Regions from separate parts of the Homo sapiens genome. Here region 2 is linked to region 1. A link is a loop called in an ENCODE intact Hi-C map of the cell type or tissue named here. Cell type or tissue: A673. All regions are shown on one strand. Each heading gives the region's core, and the rest is flanking DNA. Links, peaks and the distances in the headings are about the cores only.

Evidence for each region. A loop is a pair of places that touch in the nucleus more often than their neighbours do. Peaks named below come from ENCODE experiments on the same cell type or tissue, not always from the same donor. Only the 100,000 strongest peaks of a DNase experiment are listed, where the experiment ranks them.
Region 2: a loop joins it to region 1, with 7 times the contacts of the local background. A loop is called at or near these places in 2 of 110 quality-filtered maps.

Annotation. Positions count from the first base shown.
Region 1 is chr9:70,744,634-70,749,039 of GRCh38, reverse strand. All of the region lies in intron 8 of TRPM3 (transient receptor potential cation channel subfamily M member 3), which reads left to right. Among named protein-coding and RNA genes, the nearest start is that of MIR204, 63 kb to the left of the region's middle. In A673, for the core only: no CTCF peak of the experiment used is centred there; a DNase peak (open chromatin) is centred at 2,089.
Region 2 is chr9:70,688,503-70,692,908 of GRCh38, reverse strand. The region is part of intron 8 of TRPM3 (transient receptor potential cation channel subfamily M member 3); the gene reads left to right. It overlaps LOC105376078 (a long non-coding RNA gene), which reads right to left. Exons shown (of 6, transcript XR_007061573.1): 4 at 2,114-2,317. Among named protein-coding and RNA genes, the nearest start is that of MIR204, 120 kb to the left of the region's middle. In A673, for the core only: no CTCF peak of the experiment used is centred there; no DNase peak of the experiment used is centred there.

The sequences.
Region 1 (4,406 bases), core at 256-4,255:
ATACAGAAATGAACTGGTTGTGTTGGCATGCAACCGGAGTTCTAGCTAAATCTCTTAAGCCTGGGAGTTTGGGGCTGCAGTGAGCTGAGATCACACCACTGCACTCCAGCCCAGGGGACAGAGCAAGACCCTGTCTCAAAAAAATAAAAAACAAAATAAACTAATTTTTTCTTAACCCTCGTCAGTCAAGAAGTCTCCAGGGACCATTGTTTTAGTCTGTTCAGGCTGCTATAATGAAATACCATAATCTAGGTAGTTTATAAACAACAGAGATTTATTGTTCACAGTTCTGGAGGCTGGACAGTCCAAGATCAAGACTCTGGCAGATTCAGTATCTGGTTAGGGCCCACTTTCTCGTAAATGGTACATTCTTGCTGCATCTTCATGTGGTGGAGGGGGCAAGCAAGCTTCCTCAGGCCTTTTTCGTAAGGGCACTAATCCCATTCATCAGGGCAAAGACCTCAGGACCTAATCACTTCTCAAAGGCCCCACCTCCTAATACTATCATCTTGGTGATTAAGAGTCAATATGAATTTGAAGGAGACACAAATATTCAAATCCTAGCAATCACATATCCACCAGTTGACATGGAGAAGAAGTACTTTGAGGAGAGTTAGAAGAGACTTGGCATCTACCTTTATTTAGAACATAATAGACATACAACATGAGAAGCTAAACTTAAGGGCTAGGTCACTGTTGTACCCTGGCAGCTATGGCTCTAATACCTCATTAACACCACATTCTCTCTTGGGCAGGGCAGCATAAGGCAAGCAAAAGCCAAGGACTTACAAATTGTGCTAATGGAATAAATGGAAGCAAAGATATTAGGCCATAACTTTTGCAACCTTTTTAGTAAATTTTCTATAGCATTTGAGGCTATCAACTTCCTCTTTCTTCTTAAAGTTACTTTCCTGTGAATTTCATGTTAGACTCTCAATTTTCTGTTTCTTTAACACTTCTGTTACCATTTGTTTTCTTTTTCCATTGTTAGATCCTCTTCTTCCTCACCACTCTAAAAATAAATGTTTAACTATGATCAATTATTGGCTCTTTTCCCTTTCATTCACTATTGTGACTTCAATTACCATTTTAATCAAGATAATTCCCAAATGCACAAATATCTAGCCTTGCTTTCCCCTGGCTCCTGCATTTCCAAGTTCCACTCTCACTCATACCCTCATTCTTCCTTGCCTAGACTATTGCTATTCCCTATGAACTTGGTCGCCTAGTCCAATATCCCCCTAACAATGCATCCTACACACTGCAGGGGTTGGCAAACTTTTCTGTAAAGTGGCAGATAGTAAGTATTTCAAGTTTTGCATACCAGATACAGTCTCTGTCACATACTGTTCTTTGTTTGCTTTCTTGTTTTTGAACAACCCTTTAAAATGTAAAAATCATTCTCAGGTTACTGGTCACAGAAAAACAGACCATAAAACAAATTTGACCCACAGGCAGTGGTTTGCTGGCCCCTTGCCATAGAAATGCCTGATAGCCCTTGTTGAAGCACAGAACCAATCATATCACTCTTTTGAACGTAAAGTAGAATGTTTTGCCTGCAGTTTCAGTCCAAAATTCCATTGCTTCTTTATGGATTCATCACACTAACCAAACAGATCTCCTTACAGTCATTTTTAAATTTTCTATTTCCCTGATATTGTTCAAGCTTAGAGCACTCTCTTTAGTCATATTCAATTACCAAACCCGTGCACATGTCTGCATTTGCATGTGTACACACACACACACACCTGGAATCCATTTGCCTCCTTTATTTGTAACTTTCTTGTGCTTGTCATTTATACTTTATTTATGTATATCTCTAACTTCCCATGCAAGCTCTTAAGAGCAGAATCTGTCTGATTCATTATTCTATGTTTCTCTTGTACTCACTTTTGCCTAGTTGTGCTTAATATCATAGCATATATATAGCAGACACTCAATAAATCTTTAACAAATAAGTGAGTGAATGAATGAATGAATTCAGATGTATATACATTAATGGGGCTGATACATATTCAGTATCTATAAATTTTGTTAAAATCTCTACTAACACAGAGGCACAGCTCCTTAGGGAGTCATAAATTTGGTTTATGGGCTTGGATTTGATCCAGGCCCATCCACTTAAATTGTGCAACCCATGGGAAGCAATCTAATGTGGCAATTGTAACCAAGTACTAGAAGCAGACAAACCTGGATTCCAACTCTGCCTTCATCACTCAAGTAGCTTAACCTGCATTGAGCCCTGGGATCCTCAGCTTTAAAATAGAGTGATAATTCCCATGTGTTCTGGAATCTATCATACTTGGGGCTTCCTCCTTTTGGTTGAAACAATGGTTTGATTTTTTTTTACCCCAATGTGATAAATATAGTTATACCAGAAGATTTTGATCCAAGGGTTGCACATGCCCTGTATCCCCTACCAATTGCAAGGCCAAGAAGTATCCCAATGTTACATGGCTTCCCATTCTCTGCAGGCCCTCAGGCTACAGAGCTGACGACTTTCCCTTAGACACTGGAGAAGACAGCAGAGGGCTATTGTCTGTGCCTTACAGATAAGTCTCTGGAGGCCAACTCCACTACCTCCCAGTACAAGGAGATTTATTATGTTTATGAGAGTATGTGTGAAGCTGATGTTGGCATCCAATGACAACTCTCTTTCCACATTTAGGAAACTGAAGGCCAACTATCTACCTACCCCTTAATAGACTCATAAAAACCAAGCAAGCATGATTTTTAAATAAGTTTCATCTCTCTCTCTCTCTCTCTCTCTCTGTTTTTGTTTTTCAAATGGGCATCCTGTCTGTATCTGAGAAAGGAACAAAAAGTCGAAGATGTTTCTTGCTTAGAAAAATGGTAGTCTCTTACTACCATAAGCAGGAGATGGTCAGTGTTACTTGTCAGGTCAGGGTGTCAGCACCACATAGGATTTACTCCTCAGAATTGTCAGTACCCAACACCCTGTTGCTGGGAGAGCTAAGTATTTAACTCTGATGTGTAAAGAATGTTGGCACAGTGTGTGGCTCCTAGGAAGCACTCAGTAATTGTTAACTGTAACTACAATTATTCTACATATAACTACAGGGACTCATTAGATTATAAACACAGATGTTTCTTGTTCCTCTCATATTTTATCCAGTCTTAGTTAAAATTGTCAGTAGGGCATACTTTGACTTCAGGACTTTCGATTTCATCTTCAGGTTCCATCTTCCCTTCTTGATCATTTTAGTGGACAGGGTACAATTAAGAGGAAGCATATATAATTTCCCAGATGATAAGAAAGAAGCAAGCCAATGCCTTCCCTGTTTAACACCAATGACAAAACAAGCTCAATTGGCCTACTTATAGTCATAAGAGGAATCAAGCCTTTTATAGATGGGAAGGGACTTTTTTACACCAAATGGCTCAAAGTCATAGAGTCATGCATCAAGTTTAGAAAAGTTTTTTCTCCAACATAATGTTTGGGGAGAAATTGAAATGTTCTTTGAGATAGATACTGAATTGTACCAAAACTCCTTTTAAATGTTATCTGAATATCATCTTAATAACATAATTCAAGTCCAAACATTTTAAATAAAATAGTGGAAAGAAGATAAAGAGGAAGAATTTTTCAACTCAAAATGTTTTCCGTATGAGTTTTCAACATACAGTGGGTCACTGATAAATTTTTGAGGTTCTGAAACTCTTTTAAATTATTAGAATATCATTATTTTAGAAATAAGGTTGATGCAGTCTTTATAGTCAATTTGCCTGATTCAAATCCCAGATCTGCCATTTAATATACAATACTGGGCAAGTTATTTAACCTCCGTATGTCTTAGTTTTCACCTCCAGAAAATTTAGATAATAATAATACCAATATTATGTCATTACTTATAAGGATTAAATGAGTTAACATATGCAAAAAACAATAAGCACTCAATAAATATTTTTATTGTAACAATGGTGATGATGATGTCTATATAGCACTTTATGTTTAGCACAGATCATTTTCATGTTATCTTGTTTGATACAAAAATCAACCTTGCTGAGGTCGGTATTAGTATCTCCATTTTACAGAGAGAAACCAAGACTCAAAGACAATAAGTTACAAGTTCAAGCTTGTTTAGTTAGTAGCAACTTTGTACTTAAACCAAGAGCATCTTTCTGCAAATCCTGGGCTCTTTCTACCTTTTTTCATCTGATTCAATATTCTAATTATTAAGTATGATCAAGTTAAAATGACGGTAAAGTAGGAGCCCATTTTCTCTTTATTCCCAGAACAATCTGAATGAATATTAAACTGTGAGATTCACATGGAAAGAAAAGACCATTTTGTTGGCTGGTATTCTTGGAATACCTTCTGCCCCTATATACCAGTCATTATATTTACAAGGAAAATGAAGGCACAGTGTCCAGACCACCCTGTA
Region 2 (4,406 bases), core at 238-4,237, 56 kb after region 1:
ATTTTCTCACTGTGATATGTCATATGTGCTTTAAAAAACCCCAAACCTCATGTTCACTGAATGATTTCATTTGCTCCTCCAGTAATATAAGCCAGCACTGCACTGCATAAGCCATATGCAGCATTCAAAGTGCTAAAGCAAAAATCAGGAAAGTGAAAATAGGAGAGAGTGACAAAGTCAATATGTTTTTTCAGGACCCCTTTTCCAAGAAGCGAGAGCTTAAACTCATTCTGGCAGTTGGTAGTAGTGCAAATAGAGAGGAATAAGAGCTGATTCTGCGCATGGCTCCTCCGCCTCGAAGTATAAAGGCTACATTCTCAACATATGCACATGCCTGTGTTTTGCAGTGCCATTTTAGAGCAATCACCTCTCCCTAGGACTTTCATCAATGGGACTGGAGTGCCATCACAGCAAATCTGGTTCAAGGACAACACAAGCTTCCTTTTACTGTAACTTGCTTTTATTTGCTAAAATACTCATTTCTAGCTACGAGGCAATTTATGACAAAAGCCCCAAACTTCTAGGGGTTATTTTTAAAACTAAATGCTAAATATAGAACAGGACTCATACATAAAGATGTTCATCACACTATTATTTATATGAAACATTTAGAAACTTTGTAAGTGTCCAGCAATGGGGGTATTAAGTGAACTACAACACATCTATTGGACAAAATACTCTGCAAACATTAAAAATTATGTTTTGAAGAATTCCCAAGAATACAGAAAAGTGCTTGGTGATAATGTTAATGGAGAATAAAATGAGACTACAAACTAGTATTTCACAAATATGCTCTCCCCTTCCCCCCACAAACTCTGCCTATGGCAGGGGGGAAAAAAGAAAGCCCCGCAAGCGTGTCCAACCCACCTTATTTTGTTTTTGTTGTTCTGTTTTGTTTTGTTTTAGACTTTTAGCAGCCTAAAGCCATGGATTTTAGTTTCTGTCTCTAGTGATAAGAGGAAAAGAGGGATGAGGAAGGGGGCTTTACTGGCCCAACCAGAAACAGGAACTAAGAACCCATGACTGTATACTCTCCCTGGGACATGCAAAAGGAAGCATACCAAAATATCCTCAGTAGTCTCAGTAGTGTCTTTGAGTAGGACTTGAGGTTTGGGGAATTATTTTTCATTGATCTTTTTCTAAACTTTCTATAATTTTTAATGATAAGTATGCATTGCTTTTATAATAAGAAAAAAGAAATGATTTTCTGTGTTGGAACCTGTAGACCTCTAGCCTCTGAATTGCATTTCTTGGGAGGAGAAACAAACTCCAGGGTTCTTAAATGACGGTGGGAGGAATAAGGGAAAAAAGGAATGAGGGATTAGAGTCAAAAGCAAAACCTCTGTCGTTCTCTGGCACTCTTCACTAATTGCCAAGTTGTTCATCCACGATGATCCCTTGGGAGAGTATGGAGTTGAGTGGTGCTGTGAGTGTGCTTGAATCTATAAGACAATCTCCTACTTAAAGTAACCTAAATCAGACTATGTTTTCTAAAGTTAGACATAATGCACCTTTAAAATAAACTGACAAGTCCATTGTAAAATAAAATATCCTTTTGAAAGTCAAATAATCGCTTATTTTTTCTAATGTATAAATTCATACATGAAAGTCTTATAAGACATACTAGAATCATATCAATTTCACCCAATTTCTAGCTCCCTAGCATCACTTTTAAGTCACCCACTTCGACCTAAAACTTTGAGACTTGTTCAAAAATATTACACGAAAAATCAATATTTAATTTATATGGAACTTGGTGACAAATAATTGAACTTATCTGATATTAATTTTCTAGTAGAAATTTTGCATTTCACTTTCCACTGATCTTTTGTTTGCTCAGTTCCAGGTGTGTTTGCATTTCCTAATTTTCTCCAATTTCCTTCCCTCCTCCATATAAATCATCATGTTCATTTCTAGAAGTCAGTCTCTTTGGCAAAATGTTAACATTAAGAATTTTATCAACCAAAGACAGTTTTTCTCAAAGACTGAAAATCGAATACGAATATGTTTTAGATGCATAGTATTCTATTCATCAAGTTGGCATTGTTCTCTTCCCTGTACCAAGTCAACTTTAATTACGCCAAAGAGAAAACAGAAGCTAATATGTGCTTACAGGCATTTCGTTGCTGATCAGGAATCCTGTTTGGATCCCTATCAAGAGTCTTGTATCATTTCGTATCTTGATGAACATAGATTTTTGTGTTTTCTATTAATTGCTGCATTATTTCAAATTATTTTAAATACTGATGATTCATCCAGGAAACATTATGCTAAGCTGGCGGCTTTTAAAAGTCACTGCATTAGCTTCTCCCTAGCCCTGGAGGTGGGGTTAAAAATAAATAAATATAAATAAATATAAATAAATAAATAAAAAGTTATTTCATTGTAGCGACTGAATTGCTTACTGAGTCTAATTCTCTTCCTGTTTCCCTGCTTCTATCCTTGGTAAACACATTGCCAGATTCTATGAAAAAACTGAGTAGGAAAATAGGAAATATTTCAGAGATTAGTTTATGAAAGCCGAAGATGTACCATTTTTAGTGTGCTCAAGCCTATTGTTAACATGATTATAGGCAGACTGTTCTAAATTCTTAGATGATAAGAACTTTCTTTGTTGATTATCTATCGTATAGCTATGAGAATATTTCTAAAATTCTCAGACATGTTACAAACCATTTGTCAAACTCAGATATCATTTCTTACATATCTAACACAGCATGAAATGATTGTAGAGTGTTCCTTTATATTTTTTGATAGATTGAACCAAACTGTCCTTGCAGCTTATAGATGCTTTTCACTCTAATATCATGTTTATTTTCATTTTCAAAAGCTCTACTACATCTTCATCTCTATTTTCATGGATTCATTGCTCACCGTGGCATACATATAAATCACAAATTAAGCTAATTAATAGATACCTTGAAAGTGAGTCAATTTCATTGTCCCAATATTTTTTATATCCTTATCTTATTTAACTGTAAGACCTGCTGAGTTTTAGAAATGGAAAGTCTGTGACTAACTCAGCCACATATACTATGTCTTGTTATTTAGGTGGTGAATATGCCTATTTTTTTCCCAGAAAATGAACCAAACTCTTTTCAAACATAAAATTATTTCCATGTTTCTGCTTGGTTTTTCTATAATATATTCCTGCTTTGAGTCTTCAAGTTTAAACTATATAGAACCAAAGTTTCATATGTATTAGTGAAACATGCTTTAGGGTAAATTGGTGCTGCCTATGGCTCAAAAATGTCACACTCATATCAAGTCTCAAAAAAATAGCCTATCATTCTCTTATTGGTTCCGTCTGTGCTTTGTTACTTCTTTTTCCCTGTCTTCTTTTGGATTATTATTACTTCACTTCATCTCTCTTGTTGTTTTTTTTTTAAAGTAATTTAGTGATGGTTACTGTAGTTGTTGCTTTGGGACCTACAGCATAACACTAACTTTTCACAGTCTACTTTTCAGTATTCATCGATAGTGTAAAAACCTTAAAACTGTGCCCTTCTATTGCCTTTCCCTGCCTTTATGCTAATGCTATAATATATTTTACTTATATATGTTATAAATTCTACAATGTATTATTATTGTTATAAAAGTCAGTTGTCTTTTAAATAGTTTTAAATAATAGCAAAATATACATTTACCCATGCAATTACCACCCCCCAAAAATGTTTTAAATAATGCCTAACCTGAGGCAGCCCACTTTCTATCCCATAATGCTTGACTGGGTGATTGACCCCTGAACAATAATAGAGTGTTCAGTAGACTCTTGTGTTAAAATTGGCTCTTGACACTTGTGACAAACTCTTGGTCTGTGGCTTAATACACCACATTCACTTTGCTATGTTACCATTCTTGTGTTGAATGTACTCCTTTTTAATGTTTGCTTCTTTCAAACCAGTCTCCTAAACATAACCACTTGGTAATAATTCATCTACTCAACAAATGCTTACTGAGCAAGGACTAGGACTCCTGACTGCAAATAAACTGCTCTTCAGTGCAGAGAGATGTGTGCAAATAGAGATTGGAAGTGGCATCCTGGAATGCCTTAAGCTTAGAGAATCATAGGGGCATGAAGAGAAAGCAAGGGTTGGATCCTAGTTACATTATAGAAGAGAGCTTCTTAAATGCACATGTCTACTGAAAGTCTTCTAGTTTGTTCACCAAGCAGAGGGAAGGGTATTTCAGCAAGGAACTGAATGAACAAAAAGGCAGATAGGCTAGAAACAACGTAAAGGATCCTGAGAGGAGCAAGATGCTCAGCCCAGCTAGGGCATCAGGTACGTGGGATTGGGTCATGCTGTGATGGTGGGAGTGCAGTCAGCAAGAGATAAGACCAAAGAAAGGATTGATGGAAAACCAAGTCTGGTATGTTTTCACTAATAAGTAGGAGCTAAGCTATG